Regions from separate parts of the Mus musculus genome. Here all the other regions are linked to region 3. The links are chromatin loops, found by intact Hi-C in ENCODE. Cell type or tissue: left cerebral cortex. All regions are shown on one strand. Region 1 holds the start of Tor1aip1 (torsin A interacting protein 1). Region 2 overlaps Tor1aip1 (torsin A interacting protein 1). Region 3 holds the start of Cep350 (centrosomal protein 350).

What was found. Peaks named below come from ENCODE experiments on the same cell type or tissue, not always from the same donor. Only the 100,000 strongest peaks of a DNase experiment are listed, where the experiment ranks them.
Region 1: it touches region 3 in a loop (7-fold over the local background); 16 of 42 quality-filtered maps call a loop at or near these places.
Region 2: a loop joins it to region 3, with 2.2 times the contacts of the local background. A loop is called at or near these places in 16 of 42 quality-filtered maps.

The regions. Positions count from the first base shown.
Region 1 is chr1:156,035,328-156,037,827 of GRCm38, forward strand. Tor1aip1 (torsin A interacting protein 1) reads right to left here and starts at 1,153. Exons shown (of 10, transcript NM_001160018.1): 1 at 431-1,153. The coding sequence starts at 908. Tor1aip2 (torsin A interacting protein 2) reads left to right here and starts at 337. Exons shown (of 7, transcript NM_172843.4): 1 at 337-781. In left cerebral cortex, a CTCF peak has its summit at 1,299; DNase peaks (open chromatin) are centred at 774 and 1,207; H3K4me3 peaks cover 2,302 bases; H3K27ac peaks cover 2,357 bases.
Region 2 is chr1:156,023,873-156,026,372 of GRCm38, forward strand. The region is part of intron 4 of Tor1aip1 (torsin A interacting protein 1); the gene reads right to left. Gm51653 (a long non-coding RNA gene) reads left to right here. Exons shown (of 3, transcript XR_003948071.1): 3 at 1,910-2,500. Among named protein-coding and RNA genes, the nearest start is that of Gm51653, 6.6 kb to the left of the region's middle. In left cerebral cortex, no CTCF peak of the experiment used is centred here; a DNase peak (open chromatin) is centred at 1,176.
Region 3 is chr1:155,972,944-155,975,443 of GRCm38, forward strand. It overlaps Cep350 (centrosomal protein 350), which reads right to left and starts at 312. Exons shown (of 38, transcript NM_001039184.1): 1 at 1-312. In left cerebral cortex, a CTCF peak has its summit at 970; DNase peaks (open chromatin) are centred at 407 and 1,201; H3K4me3 peaks cover 1,532 bases; H3K27ac peaks cover 1,379 bases.

The DNA of each region.
Region 1 (2,500 bases), 62 kb after region 3:
CCCCCGAGATTTAAAAAAAAAAAAAAAAAAAAAAAAAAGGAAATGGAAGTGGCTTCAGTAGAAACTTCAGAGGACGGAAATGAAACCGAGCGCAGAGTAGTTTGGGGCTCCGACAATGGCTTAGCCGCCGACCTCTAGCAAAAGCCTACAGAAAGAGGAGACCTAGACCCCCCAAACTGAAGCTCCAGGACTAGGCAGAGCTGCCCGCCTCCGCTCGGGTCACTTCGCACCACCACCTTCCCGCGCGGCCCACTGCGTCCTTCCCTCTTGAGGGTCCGGGTGGACTCAATCCGGGAGTGCGCGCCCAAAGGGCCGCAGAAATCACCAGGACCCAGGCGGGGCCGGAGCGGGGCCGGCCTCCACGGGGGCGCGCCTGCCGCCGCGTGCCCGCCGCCGCGCGCGCTCCCGAGCCCGCAGCCGAGACTGTTACCTTCGCGGTCCTCACTGGAGGACGGAGAGTCCCGTAACCCTCGGCCGCTCGTGGCCGGAGACAGCTGCGGCTGCTGTGAGTGCTGCTCAAGGCGAGCAGACCTCCGCGTCTTCATCTCCTCGGCTTCCTGGGCTCGCCGCTGCCTCCGTGGTCGAGAGCGAAGGTTGTAAGCGCTTTCTCTCACTTCCTCTCCCGCAGAAGCCGGCCGGAACTTTTCTGGCGGGGTTCGTCTCCCCCCCGGAGACCTTTCTTTGGCCGCCCGGGGCTCGAAGTCGCCGTACACTTCTGCCGGCTCCTCTGAAAACCTCACTTCCCGTCGTCCGCGGCGCGACGGGTGAGCTCCGTACGCAGGCGCGTCACTGCTGTCGCCATTTCGCGGGTCGAGCCTCCGCCTTCCCTCCCGGATGGGGGCTCTGGGTGTGACGTAGATGGCCCAACCTTCTCCGGGCCCCTCGGCCTGCCACCTTTCTCCCGCCATAGTTGTTTACGTAGCTGGTAGTCGGTTCGTGGCGATAGATTGGCCGCAGATAGATTCCGCTGCGGGTAGTGGCGATGGCTTCGGGGAGGTTGTCGCAGTGGTCAGGGAGGCAGTTGAGAGTCGCCGGGGCCGCCGCCTGCGTCCTCGCTCGTGTGCCACCAACCAGCCTCCAGGCCCATGGTGTGTCCTGAGGGCTGTCGGAGAGGCAGTGCCCGAGCTGGGTCAGCTGCTGCGGGTCACTCCCGCCTCCTGGCTGAAGGCACCAAAGAGGAGGAGAAGGGGGAGGAGGACGTCTCTGTCCTTGGCCTTGGAGGGAAAGGTGGGGGCGACCAGGAGGTGGTAGGACAAGTGGCCTGTGCCAAGCTGCTGATGGCCAGTTGCCCACCACCGGGGGCGCTGGTCCTGGCTCCCAGAGGCTTTGGGAAAGGGCAAGTTTCAGTCCTTGATCCCAAGCTGTTGCGCAGTTCCCCTGCTACTTTGGCCACTCCTTTTCAAATGTCCCTGGGAGGAGAAATGATCAGAAAGGCAATTCTGCATGTCATCTTATGGCGAAAATTATAGTTTCATGGACCTTTATGAAATTGCTTTTACCCAGTTTAAAATTTTTATTCACCTGTTGACCCTTTAAAATTGTGTTTAGTTACACTCTTGGGGTGTGTTTCCATTTTTGAGTCGTAGCCATATCAACCATATTCTTGAATTTTCACGTGAATGGTATACCAATAAGCTATACCCTAGCCCTAAAAAAAAAAAAAATCGATTTTGAGTTTTTATTTGGAAGCCACATAACAGTGATTTTGAAAAAAAACTTAAAAGTATTTGCCTTTTTCCAGTATTTTAAATAATGACCTTAAGTTGTTACTCAAACTTAGACAAATTCCCAGTTACTAGAATTTTCACAAATAGTCTATAAATTTGGTCAGCAACACAGATGACTCAAGAGTCATGTTTGGAGCTTCATTTAGCATTGTTTATTAACTACAAAGAAGGGGAGCCATAAGGAGACAGCTGCCCTTTTTTTAAAGATGTGTGTGTGTGTGTGTGTGTGTGTGTAAGTGAGTGAAAGGAGGGAGGGAGGGTGATCTCTGCCTGTCCTGGAACTGTAGACTAGACTGGCCTCAGCCTCACAGAGATCAACCTGCCGCTGCTCCCCAAACGCTAGGATTAAGGGTGTGGGCCACCACACTTGGTAGCACTTTTTTAGAAAACAAAACTTAAGGAAAAACGAAAGTGATACTCATTCGTGGTAGCCTGAAAACTGGGTGTGGCTTTTTTTTTTCTACAAAACGCTGAGAAGTACTGATAACTTGGTAATGTTTGGCTTGTGTCTTTTCCAGTAATGCTTTGTTTGTAAAGTGCCTATTTACACAGTCAACAATCACAAAAATTCTTTAATAGATGTACAGCAGTGAAAGGATATAAATTTTTGTAGTGTTTATATTCTAAGCTCATAAGGCAGTGTGTGCAACAGATGACTAAAGACACCTGGGTGCTGGCTTGTTAAACTCTGGTTTGAAGGATACATGAAAAAGAAAGTGAAGAGGTTCTATACATAATTGGTCAATCAGAGAAAATGAGAGGTTACAAAGATT
Region 2 (2,500 bases), 51 kb after region 3:
GCGTCTGAAGACAGCTACAGTGTACTTACATATAATAAATAAATAAATCTAAAACAAACAAACACTCATTTTTACTGAAGTGTATTTGTAAAGTGCCTGCAGAGGCCAGAGCTGCCTGACATGATGACATGATGCTGGAAATGAACTCAGGTCTTCAAATCCAATCTTTCTAGCTCCAGGGATTTAATTTTCTTTTTTGTTTGTTTTGAGTTTTTGAGGCAGAATTTTAAACAGCCCAGGATAAGCTCAAATTTGCTACTTAGTCAAGGCTGGCTTCAAATGTCTCACCCTATTATATCCATCTCTTGAATGCTGGTATCACAGGTGTATAGAACTATGCCTGGCTATTTTTTTTCCCTTTCATAGGTCTGTTGGTATTCTAAATATAACTTATGTGCAGAAAACATTAAATTGCACATTGACAAATATTCCAGATTTGTACAGATCCACAGGTTTTCCCATTCCAATTCTCTCATTTACCAGACTCTCGACTCCCTTCAGAAGCCTAACAAGCTGAAGGAACAAAAGGTCCTTAGTGCACGGGTGTGACAAAGGTGACAAAAAGGTCCTTAGTGCACGGGTGTGACAAAGGTGACAAAAAGGTCCTTAGTGCACGGGTGTGACAAAGGTGACAAAAAGGTCCTTAGTGCACGGGTGTGACAAAGAGGAAGCATGAGCAGAAAGAACAAATTCCCTTTAGATCCAGCAAGTGATGTACATCGCTGTTCTTCAAAAATGAGGACGTTAAAGACAATCAAACATATTAACCAAACTCTAAGACCTTCAGGTCTTTCACATGGGCGTTTATGATGCTTGTGTGTTCCCCCACCACCACCTCTCTCCCTCCCTTCTTCCTCCCCTCCCACCTCAGTTCTTTGAAACGGTTTCACTGTGTAGCCCTGGCTGTCCTGGAAGTAACTCTGTAGACTAGGCTGGCTTCAAACTCAAGGGATCCACCTGCCTCTGCCAAGTGCTGGGATTAAAAGTGTGCACCCCCACCACCCAGTAGTTTGTTTTTTTCAATAATGGAAGTTACACCCAAATGTAAGCGTAACTGGGCAAAAATACTGACTAAAACTGTGGGAGACTAGGATGACTCAGACTTTACAGAATTGGGAGAGTATTTCTTTTCAACTCTTCTCTCCATCTGCTTTCTCAACGGGCATAAAAGCTTTCAGCATCACAACAGTGTTTACTGCCAAACCTAAGCAAAGTCAACTGAAGGCACAAGGAGGCCCCTCGAGTGGAATGGTGGTTACGTAGGAGGCTGAAACACAAAGCTTGCAGGCGAGCCACAGGCTTCTCTCCTTTGCTACGGTGCTGAAGAGTGAACTTAGCACATTGCTGGGCAAAGCACTGTTCAGATGAGCTGACCTGCACTCCTGACTCAAGTTCCCAAACTAGACACTATCAGACAGCAACCCCTGACTACTGAAATACTTCCTGTAGCCAGTGAGGTTTATTTCATAACAGCGTTAAGTGGACCTGCCTAGCTCTAAGTTCCTTTTTGCTCTTTACCATGACATTGGATTGTTAACAGTTGCAATTCTCCAATAAACGTTGTTTTGGAGAGTTGATTTTCATGTTGCTCATTTTTGGCTGACAGGTGGAAGTATGATTTCAGAAAGTGATTCTAAATATTTTACTATGAATTTGGAATTTTTCACATCAATTTAATTAGGTTAATATAATATTAGTAGAAGTCTTAAAGCTCTTTTGAAAATAGTAGAAGTTATAAATTAGTATCTAAAATATACCTGTCAACATTTTTGCTAGAAAACAGAAAACCAACCACTCTGAGAAACTTGCCACCAGCACCCCACTTCTCCCAGACAGCGAATCTAGTCCACAACACGCTGTGTTAGACCGGGTGCCCAGGACTCAGCCTTCATTTTCTTTTTCTTTAAAGTAAAATGCAAAGTTGCTGGTATGGTGCTGCACAACCAGGATTCCAACATTCAGGAGTGGCTCGGGCAGGAGAATCCCAGGGAGTTTAAGCCAGCCTACGCTATATAGTAAGACTGCAGCTCGAAACTGTTTCTCTCCCTCTCCCTCTCCCCACAGCCCCCAACCCAGGAATAGGAAAATGATTAAAATGTTATTTATATTCTGTATTAGAGGAACTGTTCACTATTTAAAGTCTTTTTTCATCCTTTAGATGTTACTAGTTTAAACTTTTAAATCACATGTATTTACCAGTGCTTGTGTAATCAGGGACAAGAGGCAGCAGCTGCTCCTCTCTCCACCATGTGAGTCCCAGGGATTGGACTCAGGCTGCTACCATTGCAGCCACTGTCATGGCCCCTTCAACCACTTCACGGGCCCCTTAAGTTTTTCCTTTCTTTTTTCTCTTTGAGTGAACTCACGGATATTCTCCTGCCTCTGACTCTTCAATGCTAGGATTAAAGGCATGCACTATCATGCTCAGCTCTGAAATTTTATTTTCAAAGCACTAAATTATTATAATATTTTACCTTTTTATATAGCAGTTTTAGTTTAT
Region 3 (2,500 bases):
CCGGCCTGGCCTCCCCGCTCCGGGGACGCACCGGGTGCCCGCCTCGCCCCGGCTCCCGGGATCCGCCGGGCGGCAGGCAAGGAAGGAGAGGCGCAGAGGCGGCCTTCCTCTGCCCCGCCGCGAGCCCCCTCCCGAGCTGCGGCTCTCCGCAGTCCTCTCAGGCGCAGGTCCGGCCCCGCTCCCCCGCCCCGGGAGTCACTTCGGCAGCGGCGGCCCAGTCGCCATTACAGCTCAACAACTGACACGGAGGAGGAGCGGCGCCGGCGGCAGTGGCGGTGGCGGCGGCGCGAGGCAGGGCGGGAGCAGTCAGGGAGGGAGAGGGCGGGGGGGGGGGGAGAGAGACTCGCCAAACCTCGCGAGAACTGTCCGGAGACGGTTCCGCAGGAATGCAACCCTGGGTGAAGGCCAGCCATGTTGAGTGTGGCCGACGGAGGAGCGCGATCGGACCCGAGGCTAGAGGATGCGGGGAAGCCATCTTTGGTGTGGCGCTTTGGGAGCTCGGCGGGACTCGGGAGGAGCCAGAGTCTATCCGCAGAGGAGACCACCCCCTTCCCTTTGACGCTAATTGGGCCTTCTGGCTGAGCGGGTCACCCCCGAGCCAAAACACGCTGAGGACTTGACAAGGGTGACCCAGGGATCCGGGACCCGGCAGACGATTCAGAAGGAATCGTCACTCTAGGCGGATCGGAGTAACCGCAGCTTTGCGGCTGCTCGCTGCTGTCACTGCGGCCCTCTCATTGGCCAGGGGTTTACAGTTCTGTTCAGCACGCACACTGATGGCTTAAGCTCTTTCCAAAACAAGCAAAAACTACGTTTCCTTTCCCTTCGGTGTTGTGGTTTGAGAAGCCCTCTGGGGTCAACATATTTTCTCTTAGCTTTGTCTTTGTCACCAGCCTCCGCTTGGTGAATTTTATCGTCTGTCAAGACTGTAAAGGACAGCTTTTCTGCGAATAATGCCTGACACCTTCCGCTAGGTGCTCACTGCAGCTAAGCTCTCCACCTTCTGGGCTCCGATAGTTACTTTGCCTCGAAATTATTTCTCATCTAAAGTACCATGGGTGTCTTAAAGTCTCCTTTTTCTATGTATACCCAGTAGGGCCTGGCACAGTAACTACAACACTGTAGATGTTCAATAAATGTTCGCTACCTTGACCATATCAATAAAAGCAGACGACAATAACTGATCCTCCCCATAAGACAGCCGCGCCTCAGCAGGAACTACGTGAATGTACAAAAGTCCTGCACATATGTCAATGTATACACCCTCCCTGAGAACAGCACTTCAGCAAAGAATGAGAGTTGTGGAGATCCCGAGTACGCAAGCAGTAGCAAGAAAAAGATTTGAAAGGTGGAACTGCGGCAGGGAAATGGATTAGCAGGTAAAGGGAATTGCCACCACGCCTGGCGATCTTAGTTTGATCCCCGGACCCAGAATGGTGGACCAAGAGAGCAGATTCCTCTAAGGTGTCCTCTGATCTGCATTGCGTGCAGGTGCATGAGAAGACATGTATGATTACATACATACATACATACATACATGTAATAAAAAGAAAAGTGAAATTTACCTTTTCTCCAGCCTAGTTATTTTAAAGAACGTATCCAATCCCCTTATTGAGTTATGATTACTTTTTAATAGTGGGTTCTGAAACACTATCTGCCCAATATTATAGCACCAATCAATGGGAAATAATCTCCTTTACTCTAAAGCTAACATAGTTTCCCACCTCCTACGTTACCTCGTGATCAACAGAAAGGCAATGAGGTTTTTGTTATGGTGTCAGCATTGCTCTCTGCTATCAGCCTGAACTCCTGTTTTCATCAAATTTCCAGCATTGGTTCTCAACTGCGCTCTCTCTCTCTCTCTCTCTCTCTCTCACTCTCTCTCTCTCTCTCTCTCTCTCTCTCTCTCTCTCTCTCTCTCTCAGAAGATCCTGCAGGTTGGCATGGAACTCACAGTCTTCCTGAGTGCTAGGATCACAGACCTGCACCACCATGCCTAGATACTAGATAATCTCTCTTCTTTTTGACACTCTGTGATTTCTTTTTACTCCCTCAAGAATATTGGCTTTCAAGTGTATCATAGTCTGTTCGTTTCCCTCACAGTTTTATGAAAGTAGCCACATTCCTCCAGTGCAAATGATTAAATCAGTACGTTCAGAGGGTGCCTCAAGTTTTATCCCTACCCTGCCTCCAGCTGCCAAGATAAGATTAGTGGAAACTTCTCACTTCCTGCTGGCAAAGCTTTTCTCTCTCCATCTCCCTGAAGATGGTACAATAAAGTAGAAAATGCTCTCAACACTTGTGTGTCCTCTGAGCCCTCCAGACCCTCCACTTAATGCCTATGAATCCAAGCTAATGTATCTATTCAATAGGATTGTCTTGAAAAGCCAGGCATAGTGACACATGCCAGTAAGCCCAACCTGGAAGGCTGAGACGGGAGAATTGCCATGAGTTTGGGTGTTTATACATTGCAGTTGTTCTATCTGCAAACTCCACAATG